Linked DNA regions of Homo sapiens: region 1 is linked to region 2. A link is an interaction called in ENCODE POLR2A ChIA-PET data of the cell type or tissue named here. Cell type or tissue: PC-9. All regions are shown on one strand. Each heading gives the region's core, and the rest is flanking DNA. Links, peaks and the distances in the headings are about the cores only. Region 1 holds the start of PPP1R37 (protein phosphatase 1 regulatory subunit 37). Region 2 holds the start of APOC1 (apolipoprotein C1).

What was found. Peaks named below come from ENCODE experiments on the same cell type or tissue, not always from the same donor. Only the 100,000 strongest peaks of a DNase experiment are listed, where the experiment ranks them.
Region 1: POLR2A ChIA-PET joins it to region 2 with 30 read pairs; 7 of 35 experiments call an interaction of 5 or more read pairs at or near these places.

Annotation. Positions count from the first base shown.
Region 1 is chr19:45,092,293-45,104,260 of GRCh38, forward strand. It overlaps PPP1R37 (protein phosphatase 1 regulatory subunit 37), which reads left to right and starts at 887. Exons shown (of 13, transcript NM_019121.2): 1 at 887-1,235. The coding sequence starts at 1,034. RefSeq lists enhancers at 490-539, 5,256-5,844, 5,845-6,434, 7,613-8,200 and a silencer at 960-1,169. In PC-9, for the core only: no CTCF peak of the experiment used is centred there; a DNase peak (open chromatin) is centred at 6,179; H3K4me3 peaks cover 315 bases.
Region 2 is chr19:44,910,136-44,922,103 of GRCh38, forward strand. It overlaps APOC1 (apolipoprotein C1), which reads left to right and starts at 4,473. Exons shown (of 4, transcript NM_001645.5): 1 at 4,473-4,598; 2 at 4,737-4,814; 3 at 6,055-6,190; 4 at 9,038-9,211. The coding sequence starts at 4,757. The coding sequence ends at 9,095. RefSeq lists enhancers at 2,509-3,268, 4,027-4,786, 4,787-5,544 and a promoter at 3,486-4,612. In PC-9, for the core only: CTCF peaks have their summits at 1,269 and 1,468; DNase peaks (open chromatin) are centred at 1,256 and 5,036; H3K4me3 peaks cover 1,351 bases; H3K27ac peaks cover 495 bases.

The DNA.
Region 1 (11,968 bases), core at 2,205-10,204, 180 kb after region 2:
ACACCATTCTCGTGCCTCAGGCTCCCGAGTAGCTGGGACTACAGGCGCCCGCCACCACGCCCGGCTAATTTTTTGTATTTTTAGTAGAGACGGGGTTTCACCGTGTTAGCCAGGATGGTCTCGATCTCCTAACCTCGTGATCCGCCCGTGTCGGCCTTCCAAAGTGCTGGGATTACAGGCGTGAGCCACCGCGCCCGGCCCATTTCTTTCCTTTCGTTGAGACAGGGTCTGGCTCTGTCTACCAGGTCGGAGTGCAGGGGCGCGATCATAGCTCAGTGCAGCCTCAACCTACCGGGCTCAAGCGATCTTCCCACCTCCCAAGTAGCTGGAACTACAGGCTCCTGTAACCAGACCCTGCTAATTTTTAAATTTTTTGTAAAGACGGGGCCTTGCTATGTTGCCCAGGCTGGTCTCGAACTCCTGGACTCAAGCGATCTTCCCGCCTCAGCCTTCCAAAGTGCTGGGATTATAGGCGTGTGCCGCCGCGCCCCGCCAGGTGTTTTCAGTTCTATGCACTCCATTCCCTGGGCTCTTGACGAATGTGCGGGAGCTGAATATTCGTTATTTGGACTCCGGCAGGAAGGCGTGGGCTCAGCTTCGCGCTTGCGCGCTGCTCTTGGAGACGGCGTCTACTTCGCCCCGCCCCTCATAGTCTGCAGTTCCGGCTCTGCAGATTCGCTGCTCACGTTTCTTTTTTCCGTGGCCCTTCCTGCCCTTTGTTTCTCTCTTCATGTCACCCGCGGGACAACTCTACGTGCAAGTCGCTGAAATCGATTTTCTGCTTCTTATAGTAAGCGGCGGGCTCGCCAGCCTCGAGCGAAAGTGTGACTGCGAACGGGCAGGCGCGCGCGGGGCTCGGCGGAGGCGCGCTTGGGCTCCCGGCGGCGACGACTACGACCACTAGGAGAGCGGACGGAGGCGGCGCCTGAAGCGGCGGCGGAGCCCATGCCCCGGGACGGCGGGCGGACCCGGAGAGACAAATCCGGGGCCCGGGGCATGTCCCCGGGGCCCCCGTGAGGAGGCGGCGGCGGCTATGGAGATCGCGCCGCAGGAGGCGCCGCCCGTGCCGGGCGCGGACGGCGACATTGAAGAGGCCCCAGCTGAGGCCGGGTCTCCCAGCCCCGCGTCGCCCCCCGCCGATGGGCGCCTCAAGGCTGCAGCCAAGCGCGTCACATTCCCGTCCGACGAGGATATCGTGTCTGGAGCAGTGGAGCCCAAAGACCCCTGGAGACATGGTAGCTACCGCGGGTGAAGCGGGGGCGGGCTCGAGAGGGACCCGGGAGTCGGGAGGGATCGGTGCAGGGCCCGGCTCGAGGTGGCGTTCAATAGATTGCACCTAATGGTGAATAAGGGGACAGTCGTCAGTTTAGAACCGTAGTCTGTTAGAAAGGGGGTGGCTATGGAGTTGGGAAGGTGAAAAGTATCTGGTTTCTGCCGCACCCCACCCACCCGAGACAAAGATGGTGATCGTTTTAGGGTTTAAAACGATGAGCAATTAAAGAAAGTTTGGTGTTTTGTCAGATGTAGAGTGTGGCAGCCTTTGCGTTCGTAGTTCCACCAGAGAAGGAGAGAAGGAGCAGTTGAGAGGAGGAGCGGGTCAACACTGGGCCTGAAAGGGCAGTTGAAAGAGTTTGATGGGTCTATGGGGGTAAAAAGAGGTTAAGTTGCTGGTCTGCAAGCCTTGGGGCAAGGAGTGGTCGTGTTGGCCACTTTCTTGGCTGGAAAGAGGGAGACTATAAACTTGGACTGTGGCTATAGAGGACTTGGTAAAAAGGAGTCAAGATAAGGTCCCAGAAGAGGAGCAGAGGTGGTGGTCAATTTGTGGTTGGGTGAGGGAGAAAGAGGCAGTGTGGTTTTTATGTTTTCTTTTTTATTGAGACAAGGTCTCACTACATTGCCCAGGCTGGTCTCGGACTTCTGGGTTCAAGCTGTCCTCCCTCCTTGGCCTCCCAGAGTGTTGGGATTACAGGTGTGAGCCACCGCCGCCTGCTGCAATGTGGTATTAAGAAGAAAAGCCAACGCCTACCGCCGCCTCCTCCTCCAAAAAAAAGAGAAGCAGAAGGAAGGCTGTCAGTCATTCAGGAGCAGAGGATGTTTGGGACATGGCTACGGAAGGGTCCTCTTGTTCCTTCCTGAGAAAGAATTGGGGGATGGCCGGGTGCATTGGCTCAGGCGTGTAATCCCAGCACTTTGGGAGGCCAAGGTGGGTGGATCACCTGAGGTCAGGAGTTTAAAACCAGCCTGGCCAACATGGGGAAACCCCGTCTCTACTAAAAATACAGAAATTGGCCGGGCATAGTGGTGCACACCTGTAATCCCATCTACTCAAGAGGCTGAGGCAGGGAGAATCGTTTGAACCCGGGAGGTGGAGGTTGCAGTGAGCTAAGATCACGACATTGTACTCCAGCCTGGGTGACAAGAGCAAAACTCCGGCTCAAAGAAAAAAAAAAAAAGAATTGGGGGATGTTATCAAGTCAGAAATTGGAGTTGCTGGCCAGTAGCAGGTGAGAGAGATGAAAAAGTTGGCTACTTGAAGTGTTGGGAGAGAGGGCCAGCGCACTGGAGAGGGTCAGGTCAGTGTTGGAGCTGAAAGGAGTGTGTTGGAGCCATAGGGCTGGGAAAGTGGAAAGTCGCTTGGGACATGCAGGGCAGTGTTGAGTCCATTTTGTGCTGGAGAAGTCTGTCAGTTCTCCTGGGGTGGAGCCCATGAAGTGAGGGATCAGACTGGCTGTGGTGGCCGTGGTTCTGTAGAAGCTGATCTGCCGGCCCTGGGCAAGGGGAGAAACTATTGCCAGTCTGTGGACAATGGAGGAATTGGTGGCTTTGATGTGAGGGTGGGAAACATGGTAACTGGAAACTGAACACACAGGGAGTCCATCATGAATGACAGTTTGGCTACTTATTATAATTTTTTAGACGGAGTCTCCCTCTGTCGCCCAGGCCAATTCTCCTGCCTCAGCCTCCTCAGTATCTGGGATTACAGGCACCTGTCATCACACCTGGCTAAAAATGTTTGTATTTTTAGTAGAGTTGGGGGTTTCACCATGTTGGCCAGGCTGGTCTCGAACTCCCGACCTCAGGTGATCTGCCCACTTAAGCCTTCCAAAGTGCTGGGATTACCGGCATGAGCCACCGTGCCCGGCTGGCTAGTTATTCTTAAAGAGGCAGTGGTTAAATTAAGACTTTTGGGCCGGACGCCATGGTTCATGCCTGCAACCCCAGCACTTTGTCAGGCCAAGGTGGGCAGATCACCTGAGCCCAGGAGTTCAAGACCAGCTTGGGCAACAAGGTGAAACCGCGTCTCTGCAAAATATACGAAAATTAGCCAGGTGTGGTGGTGCACGCCTGTAGTCCCAGCAACTCAGGAGGCTGAAGTGGGAGGATCATTTGAGCCCAGGAGGTCGATAGTGCAGTGAACTGTGATTGCGCCACTGAACTCCAGCTTGGGTGACAGAGACCCGGTCTTAAAAAAAAAAAAAAAAAAAAGAGTTTTGGCACTAGGAGCCAGCCAAGTCCTTGGGCTCTAGGCCCCAGGGATAGGTGGTTAGTTTGGGACCCGGGCACAGTCAGAATGCCCCCTGGCTATTGCGTGATATCCAGTCCAGAGCAGGAAGGGGAAAGACCTGGAGAGGCAGAGCAGGGTGTTTCAAGAGCAGAGGCTCCAGGTCAGATCCTTTGAGACCTCGGGCTGGTTACCTAACTCCTGAGCCTCAGTCTTCCCATCTGTGAAGTAGGTGGCAATACTCTTGCCACGGAATTTAGGAGAGGACTGGATGAAGTCACATATGGAAAGGAATTGGCCAGGGTGAGTGTTCTCGATGGCAGTCATTGTTATTAAGACAGTGTTGGTCATCTTGGGCTGGTGTGGAGGAGTTCATGCATGGGGTGGGGCCTGGATGTGGCTGCTTCAGAGGCTTCCAGGAGAGGGGAGAGATGGCAGTCAATGCGTGGGCCTGGAGTGAGGTGCGAGGGGGAAGATGGTCAGTTTGTGGGCTGAAGGGTCAGGGGTGAGGGCAGCAAGAGAGTCTGGCACAGATTGGGCTTTGGGGGGTAAAGTTTCTGGTCTGCAGATTCCCAGAACAGGTTTGGCTTTCATTCAGTAAGCCACTTTTCCTCTCCAAGCCTCTGTTTCTTTCTCTGCAAATGGAGGTGCTAATTTTTACCATGGGGTAGTTGTGAAGATGAAGTAAGATAGTCCTCATAAATTTCTGCCACATAAATAGCAGCTGTCATCCAGGCAGATTTGTTTTTTGTTTGTTTGTTTGTTTTCACGTGCAGTCTTGAAGAGGCAGTGAAAGAACTGGAGAGGCAGAAGGCTATCTGTCAAGAAAAGAGGGGCAGTTGGAGCCTGGCTGGGAGGAGTTTAGAGGAGGGGTGCCGGTTGGTCTGTCCTGGGTAAGGGGTAGAGTGGGTAACACTCTCCAGGCTGGGGGAGTCTCTCATTCCAGCGGTTGAGAGAGGGGCAGTAAGGTCTGGTTGGGACTCACACTCTCGAGGAGTCCGTGCGTCTGAGCTGCAGAGGTGATGACATGGACTGGACTGGAAGAATTGGTCCATCCTGTTTGGGAAGAGGGCTTGAGGAGTTGGCTTGGCAGTGAGGAGTTGGATGATCTTGGGCCTGGGCAGGGGAGGGGTCATTGGTGAAGTTGGTGAGTTTGGACAAAGGGATTTGCAGGACAGAAAACCCAAGGGCCTGGGAACAGCAAGGAGCAGGGGTTAGGCTCCATGCTGGGGAGGACGATGGAGTGGTTCACTGGCCATGGGGCTGTGGGAGGTGGAGGGTTCGCCAGGGTGAAGAGGAATCGTGGTACAGAAAGTGGGTCTAAGGGGAGGCCCAAGTGAGAGGCCCAGAGGGTCTGGGGCTGGAGGACTGCAGGGAGGGGTTGCTTGGTCTTGGAACAGAGGTAGGAGATTTGTTGGCATCAATCTCATAAGCTGTGGGGAGGGACAGGGGGTGTCATTTGAGCTGTGGATCTAGTGGAAGGGTGGCGTGACCCCAAGGCCAAGGGGTAACAGAAGAGCTGACAGGTCTGAAGGGGGGAGACTCAGTTATCCGGAAGCTGTTGTGCCGTGCTAGAGATGGAGCGCTGCCTAGGCCAGGGGATGGAGGAGCGCCCCTGGGTGAGGAGGAAGCAGCACTGGGGGCACCCCAGTGCAGGGGTCTCCTTCAGCAGAGCCTCACCCCTGGGGCTACAGTGGTGGCCCAGCTGGGTGGGAGCTGTGGGGGGTGTCTACCTGAGGGTGAGCGCTCCCTCAGGCCCTGCAGGGGCCCAGGGTTTGGGGATTCCTGGAGATGAGGTGATCTGGAGGAGGGGGATTGTGAGGGAGGGTCTCGAGCCTGCCCAGGCTTATCCGGATTCCCATCTCCCACAGTGGGGTTCCGCCTGCTGGGGCTGCTGTTTCCTCATTACGTGAATGGCCATCTGATGTTCTTCTGTTGTGTGCTTGTTTTCTTGGTGGTGGTCTCTCTCCCGCGCTGGAATGGGAGAGCAGAGGCCGAAGTCCATCCTCTTCTCCGCTTTCCTCAAGGACACTCAGTTGTTGAATGAGCGCCTGTGGGCCCGTGAGGCCTGGTGGTGTCTGAGAGCCACCTAGCAGAGTGACATGTAGCTGAATGTCAGGGGCCTGAGCAGCCTGGCGTGGGGATGCCAGTGGGGCAGCAGTGTGCTCTGTGGCCTCTGGCAAGCATGGGTTCTTGCAGAGCATTGTGTTTCCTCACCTGTGAAACAGGGCCAGTGATCCCTGCCCTGCAGACCACCAGGATGTCAGAGGATAGGGTGAACCTGCTGGGGGCAGGTCTCCTCAGCAAGCCACAGCCAGGTGTGTGTAGATGGGCAGGGAAGCTCGGGGAGGAGGCAGGCTGGGAATCGTGAGTGAAAGAGGCCGCTTCAGCACTGCCAGGCTGGGCACGTGGGTGCCCGTGGGGAGCGAGCTAGCCGGCTGCACTGCACCCCATCATGTTGTGGCAGACCCTTCAGCTCTTCTGAAGGCCAAGGCCAGACTTACACAAGGAACCCATCAGGCCAAACTGCAGGAATGACCTGAGGCTCGGCTGGTCTCCTCAGTCCCAGCTGAACTCTGTGGGGTTGGAAAGATAGGCATGTGAGAGGGACTTGTGATGAGAGCACATGACACCAGCCACAGTCCGGGAGACTCATCTCCCCTCCTCCAGTCCTGCCGGTGACTCACTCCCTGCTCCCTGACCATCAGTCCTCCAGTGTGTGTGCGTTGGGGGTTTGCCCACTAGGAAGCTACTTGCATGAAGTCAAGGTGTCTGCAGGGCAGGGTGAGGGGGCCCAAGCATGCTACCATCTCTGGCCACCTGAGCTTTGGAAGGCAGCGGGAGGGGTGGGGGCAGGGTGTTCTTAAATGCGGATCTTAGGGCATGGAAATGCCATACTGTTGGCTATTGAAACCCGTGCTGCAGATTCAGTCCTAAAAGCAGGCTGGACAGGTAGACATGCATCTGTCAGTGGTGGAAAGAGGCCCCAGGTTAGAGAATCGGCTTGCTTCAGCATTCGTGGTGGAGCTGCTGGGGAGTAGGGAACAGGGTCGAGGCGGGTGCTTTGATGCATCTGCTCAGATTTCCGTCTGGGCCCAGCTCCACCTCCTGCTGCTGGAGTTGGCAAGTAGACCCTGCCACTGAGCAGCCACGTGACTTTGGCGATTGTTCTCTCTGCCTCGATTTTTCTGTGTCTAAAATGCAGCAGTATGTCCTCATAGGGTGATTGGGAGGATTAAGTGAGATAACACAGTGCCTGATCCATAGTAAATGCCCAGCAAATGCCTCCCTTGTTATTCCTGTCATCACCACTCCTCTGCCCCCACCTATAGCCCTAACATTTTGTTTCTGTTTCCTGCCCGTGTTGTGTATTTGTACTCCTCTTTCCCCTATAGTGTCCCACGTCAGCGTCCCTGCTTTCCCTCAGAGGCCCACTCCTCCAGGCTGGGTGCCCCAGCAGTCCCTGACCTCCAGGCCTGACTCTGTCTCTGCCAAGCTGTGTGACCGTGGACAATTTGTCCAATCTCTCTGAGCTAAAACTAAATCAGCCTGTCTCAGCCCACTAGTAGAAGAGGCAGCAGGGGTACCAAGATTCCACACTGGCCATGTTAGTTCCAGCTTCTGCCTACTCTGGCTGATGACTTTGGACAAGTTGCAGCTCCTCCCTGAGCCTGAGTCTCCTCTGGAGCGGGGGCTCCACCACCCCAGCCCCCTGCCCTGTTGGAGCATGATCAGGTTAGTGGTGGTATTGTGCTGGTGCCTGTCCTCTGCCCTCCCAGGCCCTTTGCACACTGTGACTCGCCGCTCTCCGTGCCTGTACATGCAGTTGGGCCGCCTGATTCTTTGTGCCTGTGATTATCTGTGCTCGCATCTATTTCCCCCTTCAAGGGCAAAGACTGTGTATGAGTCACCTCTGTGACCCTAGTCTAGCACACAGGAGGGCTCGGGCACGGGACACATGTCCGAAGGACTGGGGTGTTTTCCTGGGATCAAACACCCCATGGTGGGATTTACAGGAAACTTTTTTTGTGGTAGTTAATCCAGTTGGTGCCAGGACGAGGACTCTTTCTCAGGGACCTACAGACAGGCTTTAGCACCCATTCTGACTCCCGGAAGAGCACGCGAAGCTGGCCCCCAGCTGGCACTCGGTAACCAGCCTTCAGTGCGTCAGCGGGAGTGCGTGTGCACTTGTTTCTGGGAGCGAGTACTGGGGCTCTGCGAACCTTCACAGGCATCCGACTCCAAGAGGATTAAGAACCGTGGGGCCAAATGCCCTGTGTTGGACGGACTGCAGCTGGAGCAGTCACTGAGCACGGAGGCCAGAAACCTGTTTTTACAAAAGCTCCCCAGGTGGTTCTGACAACCTCGCTTGGCTGTCTGTGTGCTTTGCTCCGCCATCCATCACTCAGTCCCAAGCCTGCCTTCAGACCTCAGTTCAGGGGTGGCTGGCATTGACCTCAAAGCCTTTTTTGGAGCAAATTAACAGGTGAGCATTGAAATACTGCAGAAATTCAAGCTGAGCCGGCCACCTGCTGCAGTAGGGCATGGGGGCAGGTGGGTTAAATTCTTGCCTTCTGGCTGACCTTAGTCATCACCAGTCATTGCCTTCCATGTGCCTGTACCAGGCACTGGTCTCAGTGCCTTTTGTGTATTATCGCATTTAGATATCACAGCCACCCCAGGAGGTAGGTGCCGTTTGCCCCAATTTGTAGATGAGGAAATGGAGCCCATAGAGGTAAAGTAATTTTCCTGAGGTCACACAGTGGGTAAGTGGTGGAGCTGGGATTCAAATCCAGGCAGCCAGCCTGGCGCCGAAGCCTGCGCAGTAATAACCCCTGTGCGGCGGCTGAGTGCTTGGACGCATTCGGTGCAACGTGCCATACGGTCTCTTCATCTATAACCCAGAATCGTTTATAAAATAGAGGCAACAGTGCTGGCTTTGCGGTGTTGTGGCAGGGAGGAGAAACAGAAACAGGTGGGGTAAGGGCCCAGCCTTGGTGGGCACGCAGGAGGGGGTCACTGTGGTTCGTGGACAGCTTGAGTCCCTGGAGATTTGTGCTGCTCCTCTGTCCTCAGCATTGCCTGCTGTTCTGACCCTTGGCCTCTGGGACGTGTTCTTCCTGTGCTACTCAGTGTCTGGTATGTGATAGGCGCTCAATATATTCTTGCTGCGTGAGTGACTTGGTGACCCCGTAACCAGTCATGCATTCAGCATGGTGTGGCCGTGCCACGTGTTACGAGTCAGGGCAGAAGACAGGCCCAGTCCATGCTTCTGTGGGGGTCACAGTCAAGTGAGGGAGACACACAGTAAAGAATTCTCAGCAAACCAGGCTTCTGAGGACTCAGATTAGGGAGGGTCCACAGGGTGTGCAGGAGGGCAGGGCAGAGGCAGCTTCCTAGAAAGGACGTCACCAAGGAAATCCAGCAGTAAGCCAGGTGAGGAGCAGTGGGAGGAGTGCACCAGGGGTGGAAGGCAGAGAGAACCAGCCTGGTATGTCTGAAGAACAGAAAAAAGCCAGACTTAGTTGAGGTAGAGGCAGGCTGGTCAGAGGTGAGGCTGGAGGAGGCAGGAGAGACTGCTGTGTGGGGCCTTATGGGCTGTGCTAGCAGGGAGCCCCAGAGGGCTTAAGAAGGGGCCTGGGCTGGGCATGGGGGGCTCACGCCTGTCATCCCAGCACTTCAGGAGCTCCAGGCGGGAAGATCACTTAAGCCCAGGAGTTTAAGACCAGCCTTGGCAACATGACGAGACCTTGTCTCTACAAAAAATACAAAAATCAGCCGGGCATGGTGGCATGTGCCTATAGTCCCAGCTACTCAGGAGGCTGAGGTGGAAGGATCACTTGAGTCCAGGAGGTCGAGGCTTTAGTGAGCTGTGATCACACCACTGCCCTCCAGCCTATGTGACAGAGTGAGACCCTGTCTCAAAAGAAAAAGGAGGGGCATGGTGGGTGTTTTTAACAGAATCCTGTGTGGAGGTGACATGAATAGGGTGAGACTGAGACAGGGAGGCCAGGGAGGGGCCGTGAGCCAGGAGCCCGGAGGCTGTAGGCTTGGCGTAGCCTCATATTGGCTGATAGCTGACACTTGACTTCATTGACTTCTTCATCAGATTCCTCTGAGTCCTCCCCTCCACCAGCAGGTTTGCCGATGCCACTGTTTCCCATAGCACCTCTGAGGTGACTGTTATTCCCCTTCCCTTCTCTCCTTGGATCTGAGTCCCTTCCCTCGTGCTCCCCCAGCCAGCGTGTCCTTGGCCTGCTTGGGACATCCTGCCCCTGCATGGGCTGTGGGAGGCGTGTGGGCTGTGAAGTCCGGTGACCTCTCCAGTGACTTCACCTCCACAGTCCCTTCAGGTCTCACAGTACCCAGATCCAGAAAACTCTACAGACCATCCCAAACCCCTCTGGTGGCTTAGCGCAATATCGGTGTCTGATCAGTCTTATAAAATCCAGAAAATTCTGATTCTAAAACACGTCTGGCCCAAGGGTTCCAGGAGGAGACTCTGGAGCCCGCAGCGGGCCTCGTTCCATGTTTGTGAAATGGCAGTAACCTGAGAGGCAGCACGGGAGCCCCCTGGGTGCCAGTCCCAGCTCTGCCCTTGGGCAAATCACCCAGCTTCTTTGCCTCAGTGTCCCCATTTGTATGGGGATTGAGGATTAAATTAGCCTCTACTTGGAAAGCAGCTGGAACAGTAGCTGGCTGTTGCAGGCGCTCATGAGGACATGGGAAAGTTGAGTGAGGTGGTCACTGCCTTGAACTTGACTGGTTCCTGCCTCCCCCGGCTGTAAGGGTTAGGCAGGTGGGGCTAGATGACCAGCGGGTAGGATCATCTGCCTGAGTGTGATTTCGGCTCCTCCACACTTGGGCTGTGTGGCCTTGGGCAAGTCCCTTGACCTCCCTGGACCACTTTCCCCATTTGTGAAGCCATTTTGCCAGATGAGGACTCTCTCAAAGTTTTTAGACTCTCTGGGAAGACCAGAGAGCCAGGCCTGGGGCCCACGCCAGCAGGAGCACACCCTGCATCAAGTGTGGAGCTGATGCCGCTCCTGTTACATAGCCGCCACAGCACCTCCAGGGCTGAGCCCACGTCAGGCTCCTGGGCTGGAGCCACACAGGAGGCTGGGGTCTGCTGTTTCAGCTAAGAGGAGGTGGGAGATGTGGAGGGGCTTCCCTAATTGCAAGAAGGTGGTTCAGAGGCTGGGTGCCAAAAGGAATTCGAGAGATCCGTCATGCTTGGCTATGTTTCGTACATTAAGTAGGAAGGTCCATGAAGGCAGGACCCATCTTTGTCTTGGCTCACCTGTGTCCCCAGCACCCTCCATGGTGCCTGGCCCTCCGCAGGGTCTCACACTGGATGAATTGGTGGTGGATGGAGGTACACAGTAGGCACTCAGAAGTTGTTCTCACCCCTTCCCTTCCTCTAGGCAGCTGGTACTGAGCGGTTGCCTCAAGGTGGGGGTGGAGGTTTGGAAGTGTCTGCTGACATCCGCACAGCTCATGTGACTTGCCCAGCGCCCATCTCACTTCGCAGCGGAAGCCTGGGTCGGGAGCCCTGCAGTCGGATGCTCCCCTCAGGGCTGGTTGGGTTCCAGCTGGGAATGTGTTCCCTGGTTAGGTGGGCGGGCTCCTCTAGCAAGCTGGCGCTTGGGACCCGCCGGGGTCGGACTCGTGTGCCACCTTCACACCCACCCCTCCCTCTCTCCACGGTCTCCGAGGCTCTCACCAGCTGCTGTCAGCGATGTAGTGGAGAACTGCTCGCGTCCTGTGCAGTCTTCCCTTTTGCAAAGCAAAGCACTGTCACAGCTGAACTCGCTTGGTTCCCCAGGACAACAGGGAGGGAGGGTGGGAGAGTGGGGCTGCCAAAAGGTGAAAGCGAGCCGCAGGGAAGTGACTCTCTGCAGGGGTCATGCCTCCTGGTGGTGGTGATGGAGGTGATGGTACTCAAAGCTCCCATTTATGGAGCGCTTAACAGGGCTAAGCTCTTTACATGCATCGTTAATCTTGGAGGAGGAAACAGGCTCACAGAGGTGCCAAGGCCACACAGGTAGTAGAGGAGGAGCTGAGTTATAGCCCGGCAGCTTGAATGGTTCTGATCCTCTGTCCTGTTTCAGAAAGCCCCCAGGGCTCCACTGTAACTACAGGACAAAGTCCACACCCGTGGGCCTGGTGTGGGAGGCCTTTCCCACAGAACGCCCAGCCTCCTAGACACAGGCGCCTCTGCCTAGCACGCCCCTCGCTAGTCCCCTGCCCTTCCTGACCAATTCCCGTTACCCCTCCCACGCCTAGACGCAGGCGCCTTTGCCCAGCACACCCCTCGATAGTCCCCTGCCCTTCCTGACCAACTCCCCCTCCCGTGCTGCCTTCTGGGCAAGGCCTTCTCTAATCCCCGGACAAAGCTCTGCTCCGCTCGTCTGGGTTCCCATGGCGCCTCCTCGCTCTGTTGTTATTTGTTCGGGCCCATCTCCC
Region 2 (11,968 bases), core at 184-8,183:
AATATGTTGCCCAGGCTAGTCTCAAACCCCTGGGCTCAAGAGATCCTCCGCCATCGGCCTCCCAAAGTGCTGGGATTCCAGGCATGGGGCTCCGAGCCCGGCCTGCCCAACTTAATAATACTTGTTCCTCAGAGTTGCAACTCCAAATGACCTGAGATTGGTGCCTTTATTCTAAGCTATTTTCATTTTTTTTCTGCTGTCATTATTCTCCCCCTTCTCTCCTCCAGTCTTATCTGATATCTGCCTCCTTCCCACCCACCCTGCACCCCATCCCACCCCTCTGTCTCTCCCTGTTCTCCTCAGGAGACTCTGGCTTCCTGTTTTCCTCCACTTCTATCTTTTATCTCTCCCTCCTACGGTTTCTTTTCTTTCTCCCCGGCCTGCTTGTTTCTCCCCCAACCCCCTTCATCTGGATTTCTTCTTCTGCCATTCAGTTTGGTTTGAGCTCTCTGCTTCTCCGGTTCCCTCTGAGCTAGCTGTCCCTTCACCCACTGTGAACTGGGTTTCCCTGCCCAACCCTCATTCTCTTTCTTTCTTTCTTTTTTTTTTTTTTTTTTTTTTTTTTTTTTTGAGACAGAGTCTTGCTCTGTTGCCCAGCCTGGAGTGCAGTGGTGCAATCTTGGTTCACTGCAACCTCCACTTCCCAGATTCAAGCAATTCTCCTGCCTCAGCCTCCAGAGTAGCTGGGATTACAGGCGTGTCCCACCACACCCGACTAATTTTTGTATTTTTGGTAGAGACAAGGCTTCGGCATTGTTGGCCAGGCAGGTCTCGAACTCCTGACCTCAAGTAATCTGCCTGCCTCACCCTCCCAAAGTGCTGGGATTACAGGCATGAGCCACCTCACCCGGACCATCCCTCATTCTCCATCCTTTCCTCCAGTTGTGATGTCTACCCCTCATGTTTCCCAACAAGCCTACTGGGTGCTGAATCCAGGCTGGGAAGAGAAGGGAGCGGCTCTTCTGTCGGAGTCTGCACCAGGCCCATGCTGAGACGAGAGCTGGCGCTCAGAGAGGGGAAGCTTGGATGGAAGCCCAGGAGCCGCCGGCACTCTCTTCTCCTCCCACCCCCTCAGTTCTCAGAGACGGGGAGGAGGGTTCCCACCAACGGGGGACAGGCTGAGACTTGAGCTTGTATCTCCTGGGCCAGCTGCAACATCTGCTTGTCCCTCTGCCCATCTTGGCTCCTGCACACCCTGAACTTGGTGCTTTCCCTGGCACTGCTCTGATCACCCACGTGGAGGCAGCACCCCTCCCCTGGAGATGACTCACCAGGGCTGAGTGAGGAGGGGAAGGGTCAGTGTGCTCACAGGCAGGGGGCCTGGTCTGCTGGGCCTGCTGCTGATTCACCGTATGTCCAGGAGCTGGAGCAGCACCCTCTCAGAGCCTCAGTTTCCCCAGATGTCAATGAGAGAATCAGCATCAGCCACATCTCCCACCTGAAGAATCGAACCTTGAGTTCTCACCTTTAAGAATTTTTTTTTTTTTTTGAGACAGTGCCTTGCTCAGTCGACCACGCTGGAGTGCAGTAGCACGATCATCAATCACTGCAGCCTCCAACTCAAGCAACCCTCCTGCCTCAACCTCCTGAGTAGCTGGGGCCACAGGCACCCACCACCATGCCTGGCTAATTCTTTCTTTTTTGAGATGGAGTCTCACTCTGTCGCCCAGGCTGGAGTGCAGTGGCACCATCTTGGCTCACCGCAACCTCTGCCCCCCGGGTTCAAGCAATTCTCCTGCCTCAGCCTCCTGAGTAGCTAGAATTACAGGCGCACACCACCACACCAGGCTAATTTTTGTATTTTTAGTAGAAACGAGGTTTCACCACGGTGGTCAGGTTGGTCTCAAACTCCTGACATCAGGTGATCCACCCGCCTCGGCCTCCCAAAGCACTGGGATTACAGGAGTGAGCCACCATGCCTGGCCATATTTTAAACTTTTTTGTAGAGATGGGGTCTTACTATGTTGCCCAGGCTGATCTCAAACTCTTGGGCTCAAGCAGATCCTCCTGCCAAAGCTTCCCAAAGTAGTTGGATTACAGGTGTGAGCCACCACGCCCCACCAACCTATGAAGATGTCTAAGCAGACAGGGTGCCCTATCTCACCACATCCCCAGTCAGATCCAGAGGTGGGACAAGGATGGGAAGGAGGTTCCAGAACAAAGGCTGGCAGGGAGTCGTATGGGACAGGAGCTGACCCAGCAACCATCCACAGAGACATCCTGGAGCCTGGGAAGGAGAAGGACAAAGAGCCCCCTTTTTTAAATTTTTTTTATGTTTTTGAGACGGAGTCTCACTCTGTCACCCAAGCTGGAGTGCAGTGGCACAATCTTGGCTCACTGCAACCTCCACCTCATGGGTTCAAACGACTCTCCTGCCTCAGCCTCCTGAGTAGCTGGGACCACAGGTGCACACCACCATGCCTGGATAATTTTTGAATTTTTGGTAGAGACGGAGTTTCACCATGTTGGCCAGGCAGGTCTCGAACTCCTGACCTCAAGTGCTCCGCCCACCTTGGCCTCCCAAAGTTCTGGGAATACAGGCGTGAGCCACTGCAACCAGCCAGTAGCCCCCATCTTTGCCCCTCGCTGAGCCCTACTGGATGTTCTTGGTTATGCGACAGTTTCCCCATCTATTAAAGAGAAACCCCTATAGCAGAGGGGAGGATGAGGTTGGAAAAGCAGGAGCATTGTTATGCTATTCTTGTGGGGTCTGGGAAGCAGACATCTGGGTGGATGTTTGGGGGGTGCTGGGCTTAGTTGGGGAAGTAGGGGGGCCCCTGGGGCTGACAGGGACTGGAAGCTCTGAGCTGGCCAGAGGGATGTTGCAATCCTGCCAGGGTCTTGTCTATGCTGTCCTTTTCACAACCATCCCCCTACTGCCAGGCTGACACGTGGTTGCGGGGGCACAAGGCCAGCCAACCTAGAGTCTGAGGCTAGGCGGAGGACACCCTCCCCACCAGCTGCCAGGGTCACTGGCGGTCAAAGGCAGCTGGTGGGGAAGGCATTGGACTCCAGCCTTGGGGGACGGATGTAGTGATGGTGGGAAGCAGGCTTGGTGCCAGGAGGGGCGTCAGAGGGTGAATAAAAGCAGATAGAGTGTTTGGGGGAGGTAGCCAGCCAAAGGGGGTGAGGCCCGGTGGAAGGGAAGAAGGGACATACACGCAGAGCTTTGCAGCTGAGGGTTTTAATTTTTTGAGATGGGGTCTCTGTCCCACCAGGCTGGAGTGCAGTGGCACAATCACAGCTCACTGCAGCCTCGAACTCCTGGGCTCAAGCAATCTTCCTACCTCAGCCTCTTGAGTAGCTGGGACTACAGGCATGCGCCACCACGCTCGGCTAATTTTTGAACTTTTTTGTAGAGATGAGGTCTCCCTATATTGCCCAGGCTGGTCTCGAACTCCCAGGCTCAAGTGATCCTCCCTCTTCAGCTTCCCAAAGTGCTGGGATTACAGGCATGAGCCACCATGCCTGGCTAATGCAGGTGAGGTTTTTGCAGTGTCATCCAGCTAAGGCGACCCGTTCCCCTCCCAAAAAAGGGAGACTGAGAACCATGAAGTTAAGAGCCCAGAGAATATCACGGTGGTCTGGGGTGCTTCAAGGGCTGGTCTGGAATAAATTGGAGGTGGCACGCAGGGTAGGAGCGCCGGGCCAACTGGGAGACCCAGCAACATAAAGGAAAAGTTGTTGGGGCTGAGGAGGCTTGCTGAGAGAGGGGAAGTGAGGGAAAGAGGTGATCTAGGGACACGGTGTGAATGAGGGGGGGATGAGATCACAGGGTTATTACTGGGAGACCCCTGAGGGAAGATGGCCACAGGGACAGGACAAGGCTGTCTTCTTAAGGGAGGAGACCACCCCTCATATTGTCTTATGCCCAATTTCTGCCTCCAAAGAAAGAAAAAGTAAAAACTAAAAGGCAGAAATGAAATCCACAAGCAGACAGCCCGCGCCACACCCTGGGCCTGGTGGTTAAAGATTGACCCCTGACCTAATCCGTTAGGTTATCTATAGATTACAGACATTGTATAGAAAAGCACTGTGAAAATCCCTATTCTGTTTTGTTCCGATCTAATTACCGGTGCATGCAGCCCCCAGTCACGCATCCCCTGCTTGTTCAATCGATCACGACCCTCTCACGTGCACCCACTTAGAGTTGTGAGCCCTTAAAAGGAACAGGGATTGCTCACTCGGGGAGCTCGGCTCTTGAGACAGGAATCTTGCCCATTCCCCGAACGAATAAACCCCTTCCTTAACTCAGCGTCTGAGGAATTTTGTCTGCGGCTCCTCCTGCTACATTCTGAGTGGGGAAAGGGACTAAGGTGGTCTGAGGACCCCACAGAGTCAGGAAGATTGAGAGGTGAGAGTGCTGAACGGGGAGGGGCTTTGGGGCTAAGGGAAGTGCCCGGGACCCCACCTGACCCCAACGCTCACGGGACAGGGGCAGAGGAGAAAAACGTGGGTGGACAGAGGGAGGCAGGCGGTCAGGGGAAGGCTCAGGAGGAGGGAGATCAACATCAACCTGCCCCGCCCCCTCCCCAGCCTGATAAAGGTCCTGCGGGCAGGACAGGACCTCCCAACCAAGCCCTCCAGCAAGGATTCAGGTTGGTGCTGAGTGCCTGGGAGGGACACCCGCCTACACTCTGCAAGAAACTCAAAAAGGGAGATGAGGGGATCGTGGGAGGGAGGTAGGGAGGGAGGAGGGTGCCACTGATCCCCTGAACCCCTGCCTCTGCCTCCAGAGTGCCCCTCCGGCCTCGCCATGAGGCTCTTCCTGTCGCTCCCGGTCCTGGTGGTGGTTCTGTCGATCGTCTTGGAAGGTAAAAGTGGGATGGGAGAATTGCGGAGTTGGAGATTTGGAAGAGTGAAGGTGGCTACAGGCCTGGGGTCCCGGCTTAGAGGACCTCTGAGAGCTCCGGGGCCCCTTCTGGGTCGTGGTTGCCTCATCGTGGTCGGGTGGGTCTCCAGGTTCTCCCAGGCTCAGTCCCGCAGGCGCCAAATCTGCGCAGGAGAGCACTAGCAACCGATGACGTATTGAGGCCCACACCTCTGGGATTGGCTGTCCTGCTTCGACAGCCTTGAAAGTGGGTAAGCTGGGTGGGGGGCTCTGGGAGAGGTCAGTGCTGAGTAAGGCAATTCCCAGCAGCTTGAGCCCCACCAGGTCACTCCAGTATTCCTCCCCATTCTTTTTTTTTTTTTTTTTTTTTCTCTTGAGACGGAGTCTCGCTCTGTCGCCGAGGCTGGAGTGCAGTGGCGCGATCTCGGCTCACTGCAAGCTCCGCCTCCCTGGTTCACGCCATTCTCCTGCCTCAGCAGGACTACAGGCGCCCGCCACCGCGCCCGGCTAATTTTTTGTATTTTCAGTAGAGACAGGGTTTCACCGTGGTCTCGATCTCCTGACTTTGTGATCCGCCTGCCTCGACCTCCCAAAGTGCTGGGATTACAGGCGTGAGCCACCGCGTCCGGCCATTCCTCCCCATTCTAACCACATGATCCCCAAGGATCTCTATCCATCCCGGTATCCCAACCTAAGGGGGTTCCAATAACAAATTTTTGGCCGGGCAGGGTGGCTCATGCCTGTAATCCCAGCACTTTGGGAGGCCGAGGCGGGCAGATCACTTGAGGTCAGGAGTTCGAAACCAGCCTGGCCAACATGGTGAAACTTCGTCTCTACTAAAAATACAAAAAAATTAGCCAGGTGTGGAGGCACGCGCCTGTAGGCCCAGCTACTCGGGAGGCTGAGGCAGGAGAATCACTTGAACCCGGGAGGCGGAGGTTGCAGTGAGCCGAGATCATACCACTGCACTCCAGCCTGGCTGACACAGCAAGACTCCGTCTCAAAACAAAACAAAACAAAAATAGCTGGGTGTGGTGGTGCACACCTGTAATCCCAGCTACTTGGGAGGCTGAGGCAGGAGAACTGCTTGAACCCGGGAGGTGGTGGTTGCAGTAGGCCGAGATCATGCCACTGCACTCCAGCTTGGGCTACAGAGCAAGACTCCATCTCCAAAAAAAAAAAAAAAAAAACAAATTTTGAACCCCTGCCCATCTTCCTGGCAGGCCCAGCCCCAGCCCAGGGGACCCCAGACGTCTCCAGTGCCTTGGATAAGCTGAAGGAGTTTGGAAACACACTGGAGGACAAGGCTCGGGAACTCATCAGCCGCATCAAACAGAGTGAACTTTCTGCCAAGATGCGGTTAGAACCCTTCCCAGGGCACGGGAGAGCTGGGGTGTGTTTTTGGGTGGAGCCCTGGCAGATGGTCCAAGATGAACAGATTGAAAAAAAAACAAGTCCTGGAGAGGCTGACAACATCCCTCTGGTCACACAGCTAGATCTCAAGGTGCTCAGACTTCAAGGACAGTTTCCCTGACTCCCATCCAGGCCATATTTTAAAAGATGGTCTTGGGCTGGGCACGGTGGCTCATGCTTGCAATCCCAGCACTTAGGGAGGCCGAGGTGGGCTGATTGCCTGAGGTCAGGAGTTCGAGACCAGTCTGACCAACATGGTGAAACCTTGTCTCTACTAAAAATACAAAAAAATTAGGCAGGCATGGTGGCGTGCACCTGTAATCCCAGCTAGTCGGGAGGCTGAGGCAGGGGAATTGCTTGAACCAGGAAGGTGGGAGTTACAGTGAGCCAACATTGTGCCAGCCTGGGTGACAGAAGGAGACTCTGTCTCAAAAAAAAAAAAAAAAAAAAAAAAAACAAGATGGTCTTGCCCAGGTATGGTGGCTCACACCTGTAATTCCAGCACTATGGGAGGCTGAGATGGGAGGATTGCTTGAGCCCAGGAGTTCGAGACCAGCCTGACCAACATGGCGAGATCCTGTCTCCATTTAAAAAAAAAAAAAAAAAGATGGTTTTGTGAGGTAATGAAAATGAAGGCCCCAAGCTTGGCCAGACCTGGGTCCCCAGGCTGGAGTAGCACCCCTTCCTGTGTGATCTTGACAGAGGGGCATTACTGTGAGCCTCAGTTTCCTCTCCTATAAACTGGTGGTTCTACAGGGAAGTAAAGGAGCAGGCCTACAGGGTGTCTGGTACATGTAGATGCTCAGTATATCATGAAACCCACCCTTGCCCCCTTTGGCAAGTTAGAGAGTCATTCGTTCTTTCAAAAATATTTACTGAGCATCTGCTAAGTGCTGGAAACTGTTTCAATGTGGGGAATAAAACAGTGAAGAACGTGCCGAGCACGGTGGCTCACACCTGTAACCCCACCACTTTGGAAGGCCGAGGTGGGTGGATCACTTGAGGTCAGGAGTGCGAGAACCCCGTCCCTAATAGAAATGCAAAAAAAATTAGCTGGGCATGGTGGCCCATGCCTGTAGTCCCAGCTCCTTGGGAGGCTGAGGCGAGAGGATTGCTTGAGCCCAGGAGATCTAGGCTGCAGTGCGCCATGTTTGTGCCACTGCATTCCAGCCTGGGTAACAGAATGAGACCCTGTCTCAACAAAAAAAGAAAAGAAAAGAGAAGAAAAGAGAAAAGAAAGACAGGGAGGGAGGGAGGAAGGAAGGGAGGGAGGGAGGGAAAATAGAGCCAGGCATAAACTTAGAAAGATCGTTTGGAGGCCAGGCACAATGGCTCACACCTGTAATCCCAGCACTTTGGGAGGCCAAGGCAAGCAGATCACCTGAGGTCAGGAGTTCGAGACCAGCCTAACATGGAGAAACCCTGTCTCTACTAAAAATACAAAATTAGCCGGGCGTGGTGGTGCATTCCTGTAGTCCTAGCTACTCGGGAGCCTGAGGCAGGAGAATCACTTGAACCCGGGAGGCGGAGGTTGCAGTGAGCCGAGATCATGCCACTGCACTCCAGCCTGGGCGACAAGGCGAGACTCCATGCCAAAAAAGAAAAAAAACTCCTGGCGCGGTGGCTCACGCCAGTAATCCCAGCACTGTGGGAGGCTGAGCAGGCGGATCACGAGGTCAGGAGTTCGAGACTAGCCTGCTCAACATAATGAAACCCTCTCTGTACTAAAAATACAAAAATTAGCTGGGTGTGGTGGCAGGCACCTGTAGTCCCAGCTACTCGGGAGGCTGAGGCAGGAGAATGGCTTGAACCTGGGAGGCAGAGGTTGCAGTGAGCCGAGACAGTGCCATTGCACTCCAGTCCAGGTGACAGAGCGAAACTCCATCTCAAAAAAAAAAGGAAGGCATTGGTAGCAAGAGATGGCAGGCCTTGAAAGCCAGGCCAGGGTGAAGTGTTTCTTTTTTTTTTTTTTTTTTTTTTCTTTTTAAATTTTTTTTTTTGAGACGGAGTCTCGCTCTGTCACCCAGGCTGGATTGCAGTGGCCTGATCTCGGCTCACTGCAAGTTCCGCCTCCCGGGTTCATGCCATTCTCCTGCCTCACCCTCCCGAGTAGCTGGGACTACAGGCACCTGCCACCACGCCAGCTAATTTTTTGTATTCTTAGTAGAATGTAGAATTTACTTAGTAGAATTTTTTGTATTCTTAGCCAGCATGGTCTCGATCTCCTGACCTGGTGATCCACCCGCCTCGGCCTCCCAAAGTGCTGGGATTACAGGCGTGAGCCACGGCGCCCGGCCTTATTTTTTCTTTTTGAGATGTACCCAGACTGGAGTACAGTGGTGCGATCTCGGCTTACTGGAACCTCCACCTCCCGGGTTCAGGCAATTCTCCTGCCTCAGCCTCATGAGTACTTGGAACTACAGGTGTGTGACACCACACATGGTATTTTTTGTATTTTTAGTGAAGATGACATTTCACCATGTTGCCCAGGTTGGTCTCGAACTCCTGACCTCAAGTGATCAGCCTACCTCGGCCTCCCAAAGTGTTGGGATTACAGGCGTGAGCCAAATGCCCAGCCAAGGGTAAAGTGTTTAGACTTCAACGTGCTTTGGTCCATCTGGGAAACTGAGGCACAGAAGTTGGCCCACCCAGCCCAGCGGTCCTCCTAATCCCACAGACAGTGGGGATGGAGATTCTGCAAGGGGAAGAGGTGGGAGTCAGGTAGCAGGCAGAATTTGGACAGCCTGGGAGGTAGCTGCACACAGTGACCCCCTTCCTTATTCCTCCCCACAGGGAGTGGTTTTCAGAGACATTTCAGAAAGTGAAGGAGAAACTCAAGATTGACTCATGAGGACCTGAAGGGTGACATCCCAGGAGGGGCCTCTGAAATTTCCCACACCCCAGCGCCTGTGCTGAGGACTCCCTCCATGTGGCCCCAGGTGCCACCAATAAAAATCCTACAGAAAATTCTCTCCTGAGTGCTTCTTTACTCTGGGGAAGGGGCTGCGGGAGAGGGTAGGGGCTTCCAGAGAGGGCAGGGTCTGCAGGAGAGGGCAGGGGCTAAACCTTAGGTACTCCTCACAAGCCCTCCAATGCCCTATCTACTTGCCCTGTGCTGAGGATGTTTTAACTCCATGGTCTCAAAAGAGTCTTCCTAAGAACCCTGCAAACTGGGCCTTATTAATCCCATAAGGGCATTGAGGCCCAGAGAGGTGAAGTTACTTGTATAAGGTCACACAGCCAGGAAGTAGAGAACTGGAACTAGATTGAACCCTCAGCCTAGCAATGTCACTATGCTACACTTTTCCTAGTGTGGTCTACCCGAGATGAGGGGCTGAGGTTTTTTTTTGTTTTTGTTTCTGTTTTGAGGCAGACTCACTCTCTCCCCCAGGATGGAGTACAGTGGTGCGATCTCAGCTCACTGCAACCTCCACCTCCCAGGTTCAAGAGATTATCCTGCCTCAGCCTCCCAAGTAGCTGGGATTTACAGGTGTGCGCCACCACACCCAGCTAATTTTTGTATTTTTAGTAGAGACAGGGTTTCATCATGTTGGCCAGGCTGGTCTCCAACTCCTGGGCTTAAGCAATCCTCCTGCCTTGGCCTCCCAAAGTATTAGAATTACAGGCGTGAGCCACTGTGCCTGGCTCTTATGTAAAATTAAACCACATACACATGAGAAACAACCCTATGTAATTAAGATTTCTTTCTTTTTTTTTTTTTTTTTAAGAGATGGAGTCACCCAGGCTGGAGTGCAGTTGCACAATCTCCATTCACTGCAGCCTTGCAACCTCCACCACCTGAGTTCAAGGGATTCTCCTGCCTCAGCCTCCTGAGTAGCTGGGATTATAGGCATGTGCCACCACGCCCAGCTAATTTTTTTGTATTTTTAGTAGAGACGGAATTTCCCCATGTTGGCCAGGCTGGTCTCAAACTCCTGGCCTTAAATGATCCACCCGTCCTGGCCTCCCAAAGTGCTGGGATTACAGGTGTGAGCCACCGCACCCAGCTTAAGATTTCATAAGAAAAATATTTGTAAGCCACATATCTAATAACCGGTTAATATTCAGGCTGGGTGAAGTGGCTCATGCCTGTAATCCCAGCACTTTGGGAAGACAAGGCGGGCGGATTACCTGAAGTCAAAAGTTTGAGACCTGCCTGGCCAACATGGTGAAACCCTGTCTCTACTAAAAATACAAAAAAATTAGCCGGGTGGGGTGGCACATGCCTGTAATCCCAGCTGCTTGGGAGGCTGAGGCAAGAGAATCCCTTGAACCCAGGAGTCGAAGGTTGCAGTGAGCCAAGATGGCGCCACTGCCCTCCAGCCTGGGAGACAGAGTGGGACTCCATCTCAAAAAAAAAAAAAATTCAAAATGTATAATATACAATCCTAGTTGGGACATCAAACACTGCAGCCACTGTGGAAAACAGTATGGGGTTTCCTCAAAACATTAAAGATAGAACTCTCAAATGATCCTTCAATCCCACTTCTGGGTATTTATTCAAAAGAATTGAAATCAGGACCTTGAAGAGATACCTGCCCTCCCATGTTCACTGCAGGTCTGCTCAATACCCAAGATATGGAAACAACCTAAATGTTTATCAACAGATGAATGGGTCAAGGAAATGTGGTCTCTACATGTAATGGAATGTAACGCATCCTTAAAAAGGAAACCCTAAGGCCGGGCTCTGTGGCTCACACATGTTTTTTTTTTTAAATTTTATTTATTTATTTATTTATTTATTTATTTTTTATTGATCATTCTTGGGTGTTTCTCACAGAGGGGGATTTGGCAGGGTCATAGGACAATAGTGGAGGGAAGGTCAGCAGATAAACAAGTGAACAAAGGTCTCTGGTTTTCCTAGGCAGAGGACCCTGAGGCCTTCCGCAGTGTTTGTGTCCCTGGGTACTTGAGATTAGGGAGTGGTGACGACTCTTAACGAGCATGCTGCCTTCAAGCATCTGTTTAACAAAGCACATCTTGCACCACCCTTAATCCATTTAACCCTGAGTGGACACAGCACATGTTTCAGAGAGCACAGGGTTGGGGGTAAGATCACAGATCAACAGGATCCCAAGGCAGAAGAATTTTTCTTAGTATAGAACAAAATGAAAAGTCTCCCATGTCTACTTCTTTCTACACAGACACGGCAACCATCCGATTTCTCAATCTTTTCCCCAACTTTTCCCCCCTTTCTATTCCACAAAGCCGCGATTGTCATCCTGGCCGGTTCTCAATGAGCTGTTGGGCACACCTCCCAGACAGGGTGGTGGCCGGGCAGAGGGGCTCCTCACTTCCCAGTAGGGGCGGCCGGGCAGAGGCGCCCCTCACCTCCCGGACGGGGTGGCTGCCGGGCGGAGAGGCTCCTCACTTCTCAGACAGGGCGGTTGCCAGGCAGAGGGTCTCCTCACTTCTCAGACGGGGTGGCCGGGCAGAGACGCTCCTCACCTCCCAGACGGGGTCGCGGCCGGGCAGAGGCGCTCCTCACATCCCAGACGGGGCGGCGGGGCAGAGGCGCTCCCCACATCTCAGACGATGTGCGGCCGGGAAGAGGCGCTCCTCACTTCCTAGATGGGATGGCGGCCGGACGGAGACGCTCCTCACTTCCCAGACTGGGCAGCCAGGCAGAGGGGCTCCTCACATCCCAGACGATGTGGCTCACGCATGTTATCCCAGCACTTTCGGAGGTCAAGGCAGGAGGATCACTTGAGGCCAGGAGTTGGA